Regions from separate parts of the Homo sapiens genome. Here region 2 is linked to region 1. A link is a loop called in an ENCODE intact Hi-C map of the cell type or tissue named here. Cell type or tissue: heart left ventricle. All regions are shown on one strand.

Region 1 (8,000 bases):
TTAGAAATGGATAATATTCTTCAAATAAAGCATCTACGATGACTTAGGTACAGCCCTGACTATGAGTCAAGTGGCTAGACTGAGGCTGTCAAAGTCCTTTCTGGCCTTAAGACACTAACTGGAATTAGTGGAAGCTTAGAGTTGTATGCCACCAACACCCCTTACGTTTGCAGCCTTCAGGTCCAAACCCAAAGTGGTTGACCTCACAGCGCTCACAGTGCTGACCAGTGATGCCGGGCTGGCACTCACACTGGCCGGTGCGGATGTCACACTGCCCATTGGTGGAGCCCAAGGCATGGCAGTCACACCTGAAAATGAACACAGGACATTTCTCAGGCAAGAAAAACAGACTTTAAGCACAACTTTTTTTTTTTTTTAGTATAGCACTGATGTAATTTGTAACTTGTATCAGAAAACTGAATGGTAAGGGTTACTAAGATGGAATGTTAAGGGTTATTAAGCCCCTAAGGTTCAAGTAATTTTCATGAGTGCTATTCAGAACCTCTTTTCCTAACTTAACTGCTACCAGTGCTCTCCAGCCTGGGACTGTATGGACACTAAGTAGCAGCTTTGAAAACAGAAGTTCCCAGGCTGCAACCCTGAAGGGTCTGATTCTAAGTGCCTCAGAAAGGACCCGGCAATTTGTGCTTTTAAAAGGTTGCTCAGGTGATTCTGGCACAGCTGGGGCCACTGTGCTCCACTCCTTTCTTTCATTAGCTTTATTACAATTCTCCAGCACTGCCCCTGAAGGATGCCTTGCCTACATTAGGCGCTCCAGTAATTTCTGAACAGTCAATTATTAAATGTACTTATAAAAATTCATTTTTTATAACAGAAAAAGCAAAGATTACTTTCACCAAAGGCACCTATGTCTCACCTCTCACAGCCTTGCCCACTCTGCAGATTGTAGAATCCAGGGTCACAAGCACCACAGTCCTGGCCAGTCACGTGAGGCAAACATTCACACTGCCCCGTCACGGGGTTACAGCTGCTCTGCTGCTTCATGGTCCCATACAGATTGCAATTGCAGGCTAAGGCAGGAAGACAGAGATGGCAAAAGACACAAATCACCTGAGAGAAATACTAAAATATAAACAACCTAAAGAGATTCTTTAGACCTGTGTTGCCAGGTTGGTAGCTGCTGTCACATGTGGCTACTGAGCACTTTAAATGTGGCTGGTGAGTCTGAATTGAGATGTGCTATAAACGTGAGATACACACTGGATTTTGAAGGCTTAGCGTGAGAAAAAACATATATTTCATTAACAATTTTTATTGATTACTTATTGAAATCATATGTTGGATATATTAAATAAAATACATTAGTATTCATTTCACCTGTTTCTTTTTACAGGACCACAGGTGTCAGCCACCATGACTGTCCTTCTTTATACTTTTTTAATGTGGTGACTAGAAAATTTTAAAAGACAAAAGCGGTTCACAATGTATTTCTATTGGACTAAACAACTATACATATTTTAAGAGACACACAAGAATTCTCACAATAAAGGGGCATTTAGCTGTGACAGAATCTGATCAAAGGCTGATTACCTTTGCATTTGTCTGCTGGATTGGGAGCCAGGGGATTTCCAAAAAATCCGTCTTTGCACCGGTCACAATAGAAGCCAGCAGTGTTATAGATGCACTTCAGGCATTCTCCCGTCAAGCGATTGCAATTTCCAACTGCATTGGGATCGATGTTGTCACTGCACTGGCACAGGCGGCAAAGTCTCACAGGGCCGTTTCTACCCAGGGGGTCTCCAAAGTAGCCATCATCACAGAGCTCACATCTCTTACCTGGGGATGAGACAATCTGATGTTATGAAAGAAAGGCCTTAGACATTTTTGGTGCTAGATTACCACTGGCTACAGGTAATCTAGTGTAATCATCACATGAGAGAAGACATGGTGCAGTGGAGGGCAGAGGACCTGGGCTGCAGCCCTGGCACGGGGCCAGACCACCAGAGTGACCTTGAGCACATCTCTATTTCCTCACTAGACAGGAAGCACCTGGTCTGCCTACTTCACTTTAATTGTTGTGACAATCAACCCAAATCATGTATTAAAAGTGCTCGGTAAATGAGTCAAGCCCAAGGTTTATAAACTTCTCCAGTCTCAAAGGATGGCACATTCATATATGTTGTTTTGGCAGATGATATTAAAAGAGGTGAAGTGCCACTCTTGACACTGTAAGTTTCCCACACAACAGGGTGAGCAGAACCATTCTCTTAAAATGTAAGAGGCATGTGCTAATCCTTGTTAATCAGTATCAATTGGTACAGAATCAGGGCATGTTAGAAGAGAACTTAGAAATCATCAGTTGCTGACTGCTTGTATTAAATATTATAGCTCAGAGAACAGAGAGGATAAGTAATTTGCCTGCAACCAAAGAAGTGACAGGTAGAGAGGGAGAGCTAGAATCCAGAGCTCTTTCCACTCTACTACTCACTGCTCCTCATCCTTCCTTTTCCACTTTCCTACCTTGATTAGTTCAAGTTGGGCTCGTGATATCTTTGTAACCAGTAGGGCCTGAATTAGACTCAAATTTCTGGGAATCCGAGGTTTATTAATTCATTCAACAAGTATTTTCTGAGCATCTACTATATACCAGCACTGTTCTAGGTCATTAGGATGATGTGAACAAGGTGGACAAGGTCTCTGCTCTCATGAAGTGTATGCAGCGGTTGGTGAAGACCAATACACAGACATACAAATAAACAAGATTACTTCAGATAGGGATAAGCATAAAAAATTTAAACAAAATAGAGCAGCATGATGGGGTGAAGGTGAGGGCTACTTTATATTGGTGGGTAGGGAAAGCCTCTGTAAGAAGGAGACATTGGGATAGCAATGGAAAGACAGAGAAGAGACCAGCCAGGATAATATCCAAGGGAAGAAAGTTTCAGAAAAACAAGATAAGCCATGGAAGCAGTTCAAACCCATGTAGAAGCATGGAGGTCAGAGTAAAGGATTTGGTTTTAGTGTATCAAGAAGCTATTGGAGGGTTTAAAAGTGGTGTAATCTGAGGTACATTTTGAAAGGACCATTTTGGCTTTCATGTTGAGATTGGAGCCATTGTAGGGGAGCAGGTGAGGCAGGGAGAACAATTAGGCAATCCCAGGTGAGAGATAACAGAGGTTTGAACCAGGTTGGTGATAGTTGAAGTGGTGAAAAGTGGTCAGATCTGAGATAACATCAGTAAGATTTGCTGACTGTTTCTAGGACTTGAAAGGAAGATGAATCAAGTATAGGCCCTAAGGTTTCAGCTTGAGCAACTAGGCTAATGGCAGCATATTTACTAAGATGAACAAGACTGGAGGAGAAACAAAGGGTCGAAGAAAAAGGGAGGAAATCAAATATTTAACTTGGATTTGTTTAAATTTGAGTTCCTTTGGCTATGTGAATCAAAATCACAGCAGAAAATGGCTGACACAATCAAATCAGCACGGAGTGTAAGGAAACTGCGAGAAGAGTGCAGCACTTGAGATAGGCTCCATACCCTGGGCCTCAGGTGGTGGGTGGGGCAGCTAGCAGAACCTAAAGGCAAAAAGAGCTGTTTGGAGAAGGCCTACCAGGAGCTGATTTGGCTCATCAATGACGGATTTGAGGTCATCGATCCAGAGAACCCCATAGAGAAGGGGCCATGGGATAAATACTCTGTCCTCACCCTCCTCCTTCTCTGTGAGCTCCCATATGTGCTTTCTGCTGTCTGAATGCAAATGGAGCCTGACATTTGATGTAGTGCATGCAGGTCTCAGTCAGGGTGCAGAAAGGTGAACAGGGATGTGGAAAGGCAAGTGGAAGGCTTCTAGCCCACCATCCAAGTGGAAATGGCAAGTAGGTAGCTCAGGAGAGGTGCCAGGGCTGGAAATACAAACTTAGCTATCATAGATATAGAAAGGCTTTTGAAGCCTCAAGATGAGATTTGATCACCTAAAGGGGAGACGGTAGATCAAGGTGACATGAAAGCCCTTGGTTGACAGATGGAGACAATCAGGGGATACCCAAAAGAGAGATGGAAGGAAACAAGGAGAGTGAGCCTCAGCTTCCTATTAGGAAAACCATAACCACTGAAACTGAACCAAACACAAAGATCCAAAACAACTCCGAAGCCCCTTTCCCCTAGGTCTTTTTATAGAAGGGAACACTGAAAGCAGATGAAGCGAGCAGACTTACCAGTGGTGCCAGTAGGACAGTTGGTGCACACCACCTCCTTTGTCTTGGGAACAACAGCACAACTTGAACCTCCAGGACACGGACAGGGTTGGCAATCGGAGGAGGTGCCTGCAGTTGAATCTCCATAGTACCCATCACTGCACTTCTCACAGTGCGGGCCAGCCGTATTGTCTCTGCAGTTACAAACACCTATTTGGAAGGCAGGCGTGAGAAAACAGGCAAATGTACAAGTATATAAGACAATGAGCACTTTCTACACAATTGCTAAAGAGAAGTTAGGTCTAAGAGCTGCCAAAGATCATCTCACCTGTCTCAGGATCACAGGTCTCGCTGTGTCCATTGCAGGCGCAAAGCACACATGGACTGTATGGTCCAAGATTAGGAGTTTCTCTTCTGTAACCTGAGAGGCACATCTCACAAAACTGCCCTCCATATCCCACAGGACAGGTGCAGGACTCCACCCAAGTTGCAGGGACTCCAGGCCCAGGACGAGCACTTGCCAGGGTGACATCATCCAAATATCCAGCACCTGTGTATAGTGAGGAAAAGAAAATCACTGAACTGGCTTGTTTTCCAAACCTTGTGTAAAGTCAGTAACACTAAAAAGTAACTAGACCCCAAATTCCAGAGAAAATTAGCCATTTGCTTAACTGGGCTCTGATACACTAAACGAGATATCCACGTCTACACCCTGGAGAAGAGAATTAGAAAACAGCATTTAGAACAATCATGTGGTACTGAGTGCTAAGTATCTGGAGTGGTGGTATAGCAAACTTTTATTTTATTTATTAATTTATTTGTTTGTTTATATATATATTTATTTATTGAGATGGAGTCTCACTCCGTCTCCCAGGCTGGAGTGCAGTGGTGCAATCTCGACTCACTGCAATCTCCGCCTCCTGGGTTCAAGCAATTCTCCTGTCTCAGCCTCCCAAGCAGCTGGGATTACAGGCGCATGCCACCATGCCCGGCTAATTTTTGTATTTTTTTTTTTTAGAAGAGACAGGGTTTCACCATGTTGGCCAGGCTGGTCTCGAACTCCTGACCTTAGGTGATCAGCCCACCTTGGCCTCCCAAAGTGCTGGGATTACAGGCTTGAGCCACCATGCCCGGCCCAAACTAATTTTTTTTAAAACACACACATGTACCCCTAGATTTGCTGAATTTTACAGTCCCCACCAATGTGAAAAATGAAAAGCATCAGACAATCATTTGGAGTGAGAAGAGATATGAACAAGAGTGTGGGGGGAAAAGAAGAGTTTATGTCTACAGCCATTAAGGAGTGTTTTCATTCTTTTGCTACAAAAGCAGGCACTACAGAGTTCAAGGGTAAGACAGAAGGGAAAGCACCTGTCAACAGGTAATACTCAGGTTACATAATTTCTGCCCTCTGTAAAACAGCCAAAAAACCCCCCAAAAAACAAAAAACAAAAACTCTCAAGTAAAGTTCTAATACTCAGGGTTACTTCTGACAAGTATACAATTACTCCAAAGCTCAATGCTTTTCCATTTCTATAAGAAATCAGAGGAAACCTTATATTGCCTTAGACCAATGGTTCATCCAATCCAGTGGTGCCCCTGATACAAGCATCAACAGGAACATTTTATCAGAGAGGTATAGGCCTCAGTAACATCATCATATTTCCCTGTAATCTCCATTCCACTCTAGTGTTTTGCAGTCTTATGCTTAAAGCGTATTTTTCATGTTATGAAATAGCACTTGCTGTTTATAAAATTCATTTGAAAATTAACCACCTAAGGCTGAAGGACACCTCCATTACTACCCTAAATGTACTACTTTTAGTATGTTTACAGGTTTATCTTGCCTAGTTAGGTCATGAGATATGGCTTTATTGGTTACTGTGCTTCCAATTCTAAACATCCTTAAGTCTCCCCATTCTAAAAATACTTTCTTCAATCTTGTTCCTACTCCCAAATTATAGTCCATGTCTTTTCCTTATAGCCAAACTTCTTAACTGAACATTCTTTATTTTACTTACTCAACTTCAAATTACTTCTTAAAGCACTGTGATCTTTCAGTTTCAACACCACCCCGCCACCTTTTTTTTTTTTTTTTTTTTTTTGAGATAGATCCACTCTGTAAACTCAGGCTGGTGTGCAACGGCATGATCACAGCTCACTGCGAGCTTGACCTCTTGGGTTCATGCATCCTCCTGCCCTCAGCCTCCGAGGTAGCTAGGACCACAGGTGTGTGCCACCATGCCCAGCTAATTTTTTTGATTTATAGAGACAGAATCTTGCTATGTTGCCCAGGCTGCTCTTGAACACCTAGCCTCAAGCAATCCTCCTGCCTCAGCCTCCCAAAGTACTGGAATTACAGGCATGAGTTACCACGCCTGGACAGTTTTAACACTTCTTAAAAACAAAAACTCAGCAGTGATTAAGGAATCACCAATCCAAAACCCAACGATGCTAGCTTCCTAAACTTGTTAATTGTTTCTCTTTCTTAAAATTCTTTTTCTCCCTTGGCTCTTATTTATTTATTTTACTTTTTTTTCAGACAGGGTCACACTCATTGTCCAGGCTGGAGTGGAGTGGCACAATTACCACTCACTGCAGCCTTGACCTCCTGAGTGCACGTGATCCTCTCACCTCAGCCTCCAGAGAAGCTGGGACTACAGGCATGCACCACCATACTGTGCTAATTTTTGTACTTTTTAGTAGAGATGTGGTTTCGCCATGTTGCCCTTGGGTCTTAGAGCATGGACTTAACTGTTTCCAGGATTCCATCCTTCTTTTCCATCTATATTTTCTGTCATATTTCCAAGTTTAAAAATTATTGCCCATATGTTGACAACCTTCTAAATCTGGATCGCTAGTCCTAATCTCTTCCTAAGCCCCAGATTCATATTTCTAACTACTTATAAGCCATTTTTATCTGGATATTCATGCAGGCATTTCAAAAATCAACACATCTAAGCTGCAGATGCCTCTCCCAATACCACATCATCACTAACTCCACCTCCCCAAACAGCTGTACCTTGCTAGAGAAAAAGGTCCTTGTTTAAAACTTTTTTTTAAGAAAAAAAATTTTGACCGGGTGCAGGGGCTCATGCCTGTAATCCCAGCACTTTGGGAGGCCGAGGCAGGGGGATCACCTGAGGTCAGGAGTTTGAGATCAGCCTGGCCAATATGGTAAAACCCCATCTCTACTAAAAATACAAAAATTAGCTGGGTGTGGTGGGGCGTGCCGGTAATCCCAGCTACTTGGGAGGCTGAGCAGGAGAATCGCTTGAACCAGGAGGCGGAGGTTGCAGTGAGCCAAGATCATGCTATTGCACCACAGCCTGGGTGACAGAGCAAGACTCCGTCTCAAAAAAAAAAATTTTTAAGTCTTAAACTCTTGTTCACCAAAAATTATAACAAAATCATTCAATAATTTATGACTTTTAATAATTTAACCAATGGCTCAAATTATAAATTATAATTACACAACAGTAAATAAAAAGAAATGAAGATGAGGCAACTTGAGCCAGTAGAATTATAATCAGATTTTTTTTTTTTTTCTGAGACAGATTCTCATTCTGTCGCCCAGGCTGGAATGCAGTGGCATGAGCTCAGCTCACTGCAACCACTGCCTCCCGGGTTTAAGCGAATCTCATCCCTCAGCCACCCAAGTAGCTGGGATTACAGGCTTTTGCCACCCCACCTGGCTAATTTTTGTATTTTTAATAGAGACGGGGTTCCACCATGTTGGCCAGGCTGGTCTCAAACTCCTGGCCTCAAGTGATCTGCTCGCCTCAGCCTCCCAAAGTGCTAGGATTACAGGTGTAAGCAACTGCGCCTAGCCTATAATTAGGTTT
Region 2 (8,000 bases), 90 kb after region 1:
CCGGGAGGCGGAAGTTGCAGTGAGCCAAGATTGCGCCATTGTACTCCAGCCTGGGAGATAGAGCAAGACGCTGTCTTAAAAAAAAAAAAAAAAAAAAGAATTCATTCAAGCACAAAGTGTGAGGGTAGTTTTCCAGGAAACATGGACACTGAAGAATGGTGGTCAGCACTCCCCAGCATTGGGAAAGGTGAGAATCATTTATATAGGAAAAATAGGGGAGTGGAACAGGATTACAACATTTTCTGCATAAGGCTAACATAGAGATACAAGATTTGATTGGTTACTATTATACTCTAAGGGGGTTGCTTAACACTCCATTGTAAAGCAGTAACAATCACAGGGGTCTCTACCTCCAGCTGCATTTAGTCTAGGTTTGAATAAAGAATAGGGTATCTGGTTACAGGTAACATCTCAACACAAAGGTCCCTAAGCAACAGTCACACACCAGAGAAGAAAAACAGCCATGTTATGTGACTCAGTCTCCAGGGCCTAACTTTTCCGCTTGGCATAATAAATTCAGAACGTGTAGAAATTTTCTTTTCACAGGTAGAGCATATTTTTTCTATCAACAGACACTGACAAAATCCAGGACCTCATTCTCAAATTCAATAAATTCCTTAGAAATTTCTAGAAGCATTAACAGCTAAATATCATACAACTAGTACATATGCCCAAAACCTAAAATTCTTCCACTGAAAACAATCCTCAGCTGGGCATGGTGGCTTACACCTGTAACCCCAGCACTTTGGGAGGCCAAGGCAGGAGGATTGCTCGAGGCCAGGAGTTCGGGTCCAGTCTGGACAACACAGAGAGACCCCATCTCTACAAAAAAATTAAATTAGCTAGGCATGGTGGCATATGCCTGTAGTCCTAGCTACTCAGGAGGCTGAGGTGGGAGGTTTGTTTGAGCCCAGGTGTTTGAGGCTGCAATGAAATAGGATCGTGCCACTGCACCCCAACCTGGATGACAGAGCAAGACCCTGTCTAAAACATATATATTTTTTTAATTAAAAAAAAAATCCTCTGTTCTTAAGTGTAAAGCCCTTTTAACAGAAGCAGTCGAAATCCAGAGATCCTAAAGCAGTGGTCTATCAGAGAAACAATGCTTAGTTCCTTAGCACTCTCATTTTACTCCTCAATTTGAGGTCTTTCTAGAATTCACTATCACTTACAGCAGGTCTGACCTAAAATGGCAGAGTGGCAAAAACATAATCTATGTACCACAGCAGGTCTGGATTTCAACCTACGCAACCTCAGAAAAGTCACTAGTCATATTATTCTTCCCCGGGGCTAACAATAGTTCTCAAGACTGAAGAATTCAAAGAGGTAACCAGGAGGCACTTGACAAAAGGTAATTTAGTTTCTTTTGTCACCCAGCTTTCAAGTTCTCCTCAGAATCCATCTGGCACGTCCTCATTGCTCCATGAATGGCAAATAATACCTTCACCATTATCTAACTACTTTTAGATCTTTATTCAAACAACTCAACCTTCCTGGAAACACCCTACACTCATGTCTATTACTTTTCTTCAAGATCCGGGAAGCTTTTCCGGGCTGACTTCAATCCCTACTCTTCAAAATGCTCTGTAGGTATTCTCCTAACAATTTAAAAAGTTTCAACTGGGCTGGGCGCGGTGGCTCACGCCTGTAATCCCAGCACTTTGGGAGGCCGAGGCGGGCAGATCACGAGGTCAGGAGTTCGAGACAAGCCTGATCAACATGGTAAAACCCCGACTCTACTAAAAATACAAAAATTAGCTGGGCATGGTGTCATGCACCTGTAGAGTCCCAGCTACTCAGGAGGCTGAGGCAGGAGAATCACTTGAACCCGGGAGGCGGAGGTTGCAGTGAGCTTAGATCATGCCACTGCACTCCAGCCTGGGCAACAGAGTGAGACTCCATCTCAGAAAAAAGTTTCAACTGAATTATTTTGCCTACAGGTCAATGTTTTTGTCTGATCTCAAATACATTACGAATAAATCTATCTTTAGGATATAAAAAGTATCTTCAACATCTATCATAACTCACACATCCCATACTATAATGTCTGAGTGAACCATTTTCTCCCCAGCAGTCTTATTTACATAAGTCCTTTGTCCACTAATTAGAATCAAAATGCAATAAGCTCATCTCATTTTAAGTGGGTAGATCTTTTCAGATCACTGGAAATATTTCATAGCTTTATAAGTTTCTCCAGCCAGGCACAGTGGCTCACGACTGTAATCCCAGCACTTTGGGAGGCCAAGGAGGGTGCATCACCTGAGGTCAGGAGTTCGAGACCAGCCTGGCCAACATGGTGAAACCCGATCTCTACTAAAAAAAATACAAAAAACCTAGCAGGGCATGGTGGTGTGTGTGCCTGTAATCCCAGCTACTCGGGAGGCTGAGACAGGAGAATCGCTTGAACCTGGGAGGTGGAGGTTGCAGTGAGCCAAGATCACGCCACTGCACTCTAGCCTGGGCAACAGAGTGAGACTCTGTCTCAAAAAAAAATAAAAGTTTCTCCAAGAAAGCCACATGATTCAAACTTCAGACTTTTTATTTCTAAAAGGCTCAATAAGAGAAAGCCATTACCTAGACCATGTTTAAATGAATGAAGATGGGGTCTTCCCATTATTTAAGTGATATGTGGAACATTTACATTTCACCATGGAAATTAAATAGCAAGTTACCTAAGCACCAGATATTGTGACCAAAGCATATGCCACACAAAGACATTCTTAAAGAATTCTCTAAACCTGCAGCAAAACCCACAGACTTACCATTTTACCACATCAAACGATGAAGCATCAACCAAAACCACTACCTGCTTAAAGTGAGGTGAGAACAGAGGACAGCTCTTCCCCAGGTTTCCCATGCTCCACTGCCTGAGGCGTCTACCAAGCTTGATTGTATGAGAGGGCTCTGCAGGTACTTCAATGAAAATGGGCTCATAACTCAATTAAAACCAGCCAGTTCACTGATTTGATCACTCAACAAATATCTGTTAATGTCTATTAATGCCAGCAACTTCTGGTACAGAGGAGAAAGACACTAAGAGAAATATATTTTAGATGATGAAGCCTCACATTGTGTTCTCTCCTAAGCCAAAAATCATATGAAAAACAAACAAAATCAACTATATTATAGTGTACTACAATTGGCTGAAAGTTTCTTAATTCATTTTTTTATTCAAGGAATAATTTACATATAATGAAGTATACAAATATTAAATGCATAGCTCTGAAATTTTACATATGTAAAATTTATTCTTGAGCTCCACCCAGCTCAAGAATAGAACACAAAATCAGAACTCTAAAGAAGATGGGAAAAAAAAGAGACTGGTCATTAACCATGTCTCTGAAAACAGACAGGTACCTGTATAGTCACTGCCACAAACAATCATTCTGGTTAGCAGAAACTTTCATATATACACAGTACTGTGATTTATCATCATGAAACAAAATTTACTGAGTCCTTAACTCTATATAAGGCCACGTACCAAATTCAAAAAAAGAAAAAAAAGAGGCCAGGCATGGTGACTCATGCCTATAATCCCAGCACTGTGGGAGGCCAAGGCAAGAGGATCACTTGAGCCTAGGAGGTCAAGGCTGCAGTGAGCTCTGACTGCACCGCTGCACTTCCAGCTTAGGCAACAGAGTGAGACTTTGTCTCTTTAAAAATAAAAAAAAAAGCAAGCAATGTGAAGAAGACTGATTTTGAATTACTATCTCCTCCAACTTTCAAAACAAAAAGATAAAATAACAAAAATCTAAAAATAAAAGAATCTAATGTTGCCCTCAATATAAGAGGAAGCGGCCACACACAGATGGAAACAAAGAGTAAAAGAAGGGAACTGAGGAAATGTAACTCCTAAAGTTCAAAAGAAATAAGGTAAATCCCCTTATTCATTTCCCAGCCTTACCATAAGATTCTTCTCCCACAAGAGATCTGAGGGTGCCATTGTCTAAGAAAGAGAGAAGTCTGCTTTATTTTATTTCATGAATATGTAGCTGTACCAGGCTGACTGGGCCCACGTATTTCGGGCTGGCCCCTAGAAGAGCACACACATAGAAAAGCAGACATACTTAATTAGTGCCACCCTAGTCTGGTGCAGTACTCTAAAATCTCAGGAATGTTTCTATAAATGGGTTTTCTGGTAACCCCATTAGCAAGCTGTCAATTTTAGACCCAAATGAGCAAACACCTAACTTTATATCACAAGAAAGGAGATGCTTGCAAATTCCAGCAGGGCCCTTTTACATATGTGTTTTTTTTTCTTTAATCTTTTTTTTTCTTATTTTTAAATTATTTTATTCTACTCTATTCTTCTCCACAGGGCAAGTTCTATCTTAAACAAGTCTTATAGCAAGCAACCAAGGCAAAGTAATAGGATCTGCACAAAATCATCTTGAAATTTTACACTTTCAAGCTGACAACTTGAAGAAACATTAATCCCATATTTTTAAAAACCTTCTCAGAAATTTTCAGCAGTAAAAATAAACAAACAGCTCTGCTCTAAACTTTAACACCTTTCCCTAAAACCCAAACAGAACAGTGGTACAGCTGTCAATAAAGTCCAGTAGGAAAAATGAACAAGTAAAGAAGCAGGGCCGGGTGTGGTGGCTCATGCCTGTAATCCCAGCACTTTGGGCAGCCACGACGGGCAGATCACCTGAGGTCGGGAGTTCAAAACCAGCCTGACCAACATGGTAAAACCCTGTCTCTACTAAAAATACAAAATTAGCTGGGTGTGGTGGCACATGTCTGTAATCCCAGCTACTCGGGAGGCTGAGGCAGAAGAATAGCTTGAACCCAGGAGGCAGAGGTTGCAGTGAGCCAAGATCGTGCCACTGCACTCCAGCCTGGGCGACAAGAGCGAAACTCGTCTCCAAAAAAAAAGAAAAAAAAGAAGCAACTGTTGCTGCTGCCTATTAACTTTAGATGAATATGTGGTTACTGCTCATCGGCCTAACCACTTTAATGTGGAATACACTGGGCTATACCGTACTCTACATTTACAGTCCTTTCACTATCCTAAAGAAACAGTATGCCTATCTTCTAAATCTACTCATGATGACTTCACTAAACTTAAAAGGATGCTATATACAACAAGCAAATATTTCATTGTAACCTTTCCCCTCAGCTGCTTAATAATTCCCTTTAAGAATCTATTTCAACAATGTACATGTGAATATATACATTTTATTTATTTAATTTTTGAGATAGGGTCTACGTCGTCCAGGCTGGGGTGTAGTGGGTATTCAACAGGCGCAATTATGGTGTACTACAGCCTCAAACTTCTTAGCTCGAATGATCCCTCTGCCTCAGCCTCCCAAGTAGCTGAAACTACAGAATATATATACTTTAAATAAAATTTGCTTATGTCCATTTTTAAAGGAAAAAAATACAAATTAACATTTCAGAAATACATATTCACATGTGAGAATTCATGAGTTTTCGCCTAAGATTTATCTAGGCTGCCTTCAAGTCACATAACAGTCTAATTTTTACCCAAAAAAGGACAGTCATAGGCCTTTCCAATTCCATACCAGTTCCATACCTTAGTACTTTTTTAAAAAATTTACAGAAATAAAACCACATACTACATTTAATATTAGCTATTACAGTGACATATATCTTATAAAATGGAGAGATGGCACTGATAAAAAATAAACACAAGCTCAAAAGTTTTGCTTTGAAGAATTTAAGTTAATGTTCAATGTTCTGGGAGTTTTATAATTCAGGCATTCATTTATTCACTCACTGTACATATATTTTTATGAACACTATGCCAGACAAGTGTCACTGGAGACAGAATGCCTCCAGCCTCCACCCAAACAGTCAGTGAAGTGAATCCTCTCTGTGCTTGCATCTCTCACTTAGGACTTACTATATAACATGAAAGTACTGCTCTAGAACAGAGGTCAACAAACCTGTGCTATGAGAGCCAGATAGTAAATACTTCAGCCTTTGTGGGCTGGGACATATGGAGTCTGTCGCTATTACTCAACTCTGCCCTTATTGTGCAAAAACAGCCACAGACAATGCTTTGTTACATGGGCTAAACTGTGCTCCAACAAAACTTTATGGGTAACTAAAATTTGAATTTCATGAAATTTTCACATGTCACAAAATATTATTCTTCTGATTTTTTCTAACCAATTAAAAATGTACAAACCATTCTTAGTTCACAGCCCATACAAAAATAGGCAGGACTGGACTGGACTTGGCTAAGAAGGCCATCATTTGCCTACCCCCAAATCGAGAGACATGGGTCTCTGCATCTACACCTCATCTAAGAATGAGGTCAGGGCAATGTCCCATGAATCACTACACATCCAGGAATTTGCATTGTTGCTAATACATAACAAGCAATTAACCAATATTAGTCATCTTTAACTGAACTAAAAGATTACTAAACCCCTGACTCGTCCTTCAAAAACTTCATGGTTTAAAGGTAGAAACAGACAAGTAAAGAAACAGATAATCCTATGTGATAGGGACTGTGATAAATACCTACAGGGTGGCGTCAGTGGGAGACTTAATCCAAGCCAGGGAGTGGGGCAGAAAGGGGAGAGAGAGAGAAACTGGGGAAGGAGTCCTAACACCTGGGAGAAGTGTTCCAAACCAAAGAACAGCCCTGTGAACACGTGAAGCAACAAAAAGGTCCAGATCCTAAGTACCCTGTACACCACGCCAAGGAGTTTGGACTTTATCATAAAACCTTGAGGAACCACTGCAGAATTTTTAGCTGCAAAATTGTATGATCAGATTTGCATTTTAGAATCATCACTCAGTCCAAAGGATGGCTGCCCAAATATAAAGGGCAAAACTGGAGGCAGAAAGCCCACCAGTTTATTTGGAGGCTGTGGCAACAATCCAGGTGAAATGCAATGGGAACTTACAGTAAGGAACTTACAGTAAGGCAGAGACAAAGAGGACGGAGAGAAAGATAAGCATTCAAGACACATAGTGTCTGGATATAGAAGGTAAGAGTAGAGTCTTGGACAGATTATAGTAACGATTGGTGGGAAAGAAACGGGTGAAGTTATAGCTACCCAGAACCGACCGACCACACAGCAGTGGATCCTATCTGTTCACCAGAGTAGTCTTTACTCATGAAGCCTGTCAAGCATGGTTCTTTCAGGAGAGACGTGGGCAACATCGGTTGAGAAACTCAGTGTTAGACAGCAGTGTAGTTCACTGAGATAGGGAATACCAAAAGAGCTTTGAGTTGGGTGAGACAACAAGGAGTGAATTTAGTTTTGAATATGGTCTCTGGACATCCCAAATTGACCATAACCAACAAGATTTTAGATCTGGAAAAAGAGCTGACTAGAAATACAACTTTAGAATTTACAAATTTACAAATGAAATTGCAAATAAAGCCTTGAGACAAACACGAGTTCATCCACGAAGCGTGAACAGCATGAAAAGAGAGGAATCTAGGAACATAAATAAAAAGAAGTATGCAGAAGAAAAAACAAGGAAAACCAAAGGAGTCTGGTATCTCTGAACCAGGGTATACATGAAATTTTAAAAGTGGCTTAGAATAAAGTAGACTTTCTTTCGAGAGACTCGTTAGAGAAGCTGCAAGCTGCAAGAACGAATGCAATCAACTAGGTAGTCAAAGACCTATCTCCCACATGACTTTAGGCAAATCACAACCTTAGGCATCTTTGCCTTCCTTGCGTTGTGAGAAATCTCATCAGTGATAAACTGGAGGCCTTATAAACTGTAAAATATTATATAGACACCCTTGATTTATTATTGTAATGCCATTATGAGTGTGTAAATTCCTAACAAAGTATAATCTTCTGAAGATAGGACCCTCAATCTTCTACATCTTTCTATCAGGTACAGTGGTATGTATTTCAAGAGTATTTTTTAAAATGTTTGCAGAATATCCGGCAATAACATGAGAATGTATGCACAGGAGGAAGGAGTGCATAGCAAAAGGCACACCCAATTTTCTAAAATTATTTAGAACTGAAATAGTCAAAACTTGATTCCTCCCA

What was found. Peaks named below come from ENCODE experiments on the same cell type or tissue, not always from the same donor. Only the 100,000 strongest peaks of a DNase experiment are listed, where the experiment ranks them.
Region 2: a loop joins it to region 1, with 2.3 times the contacts of the local background. A loop is called at or near these places in 14 of 110 quality-filtered maps.

What each region holds. Positions count from the first base shown.
Region 1 is chr1:183,118,428-183,126,427 of GRCh38, reverse strand. LAMC1 (laminin subunit gamma 1) reads right to left here. Exons shown (of 28, transcript NM_002293.4): 12 at 4,484-4,705; 13 at 4,177-4,365; 14 at 1,552-1,797; 15 at 878-1,031; 16 at 166-308. Among named protein-coding and RNA genes, the nearest start is that of LAMC1-AS1, 19 kb to the left of the region's middle. In heart left ventricle, no CTCF peak of the experiment used is centred here; no DNase peak of the experiment used is centred here; H3K27ac peaks cover 331 bases.
Region 2 is chr1:183,028,194-183,036,193 of GRCh38, reverse strand. The region is part of intron 1 of LAMC1 (laminin subunit gamma 1); the gene reads right to left. Among named protein-coding and RNA genes, the nearest start is that of LAMC1, 8.8 kb to the right of the region's middle. In heart left ventricle, no CTCF peak of the experiment used is centred here; no DNase peak of the experiment used is centred here; H3K4me3 peaks cover 4,068 bases; H3K27ac peaks cover 286 bases.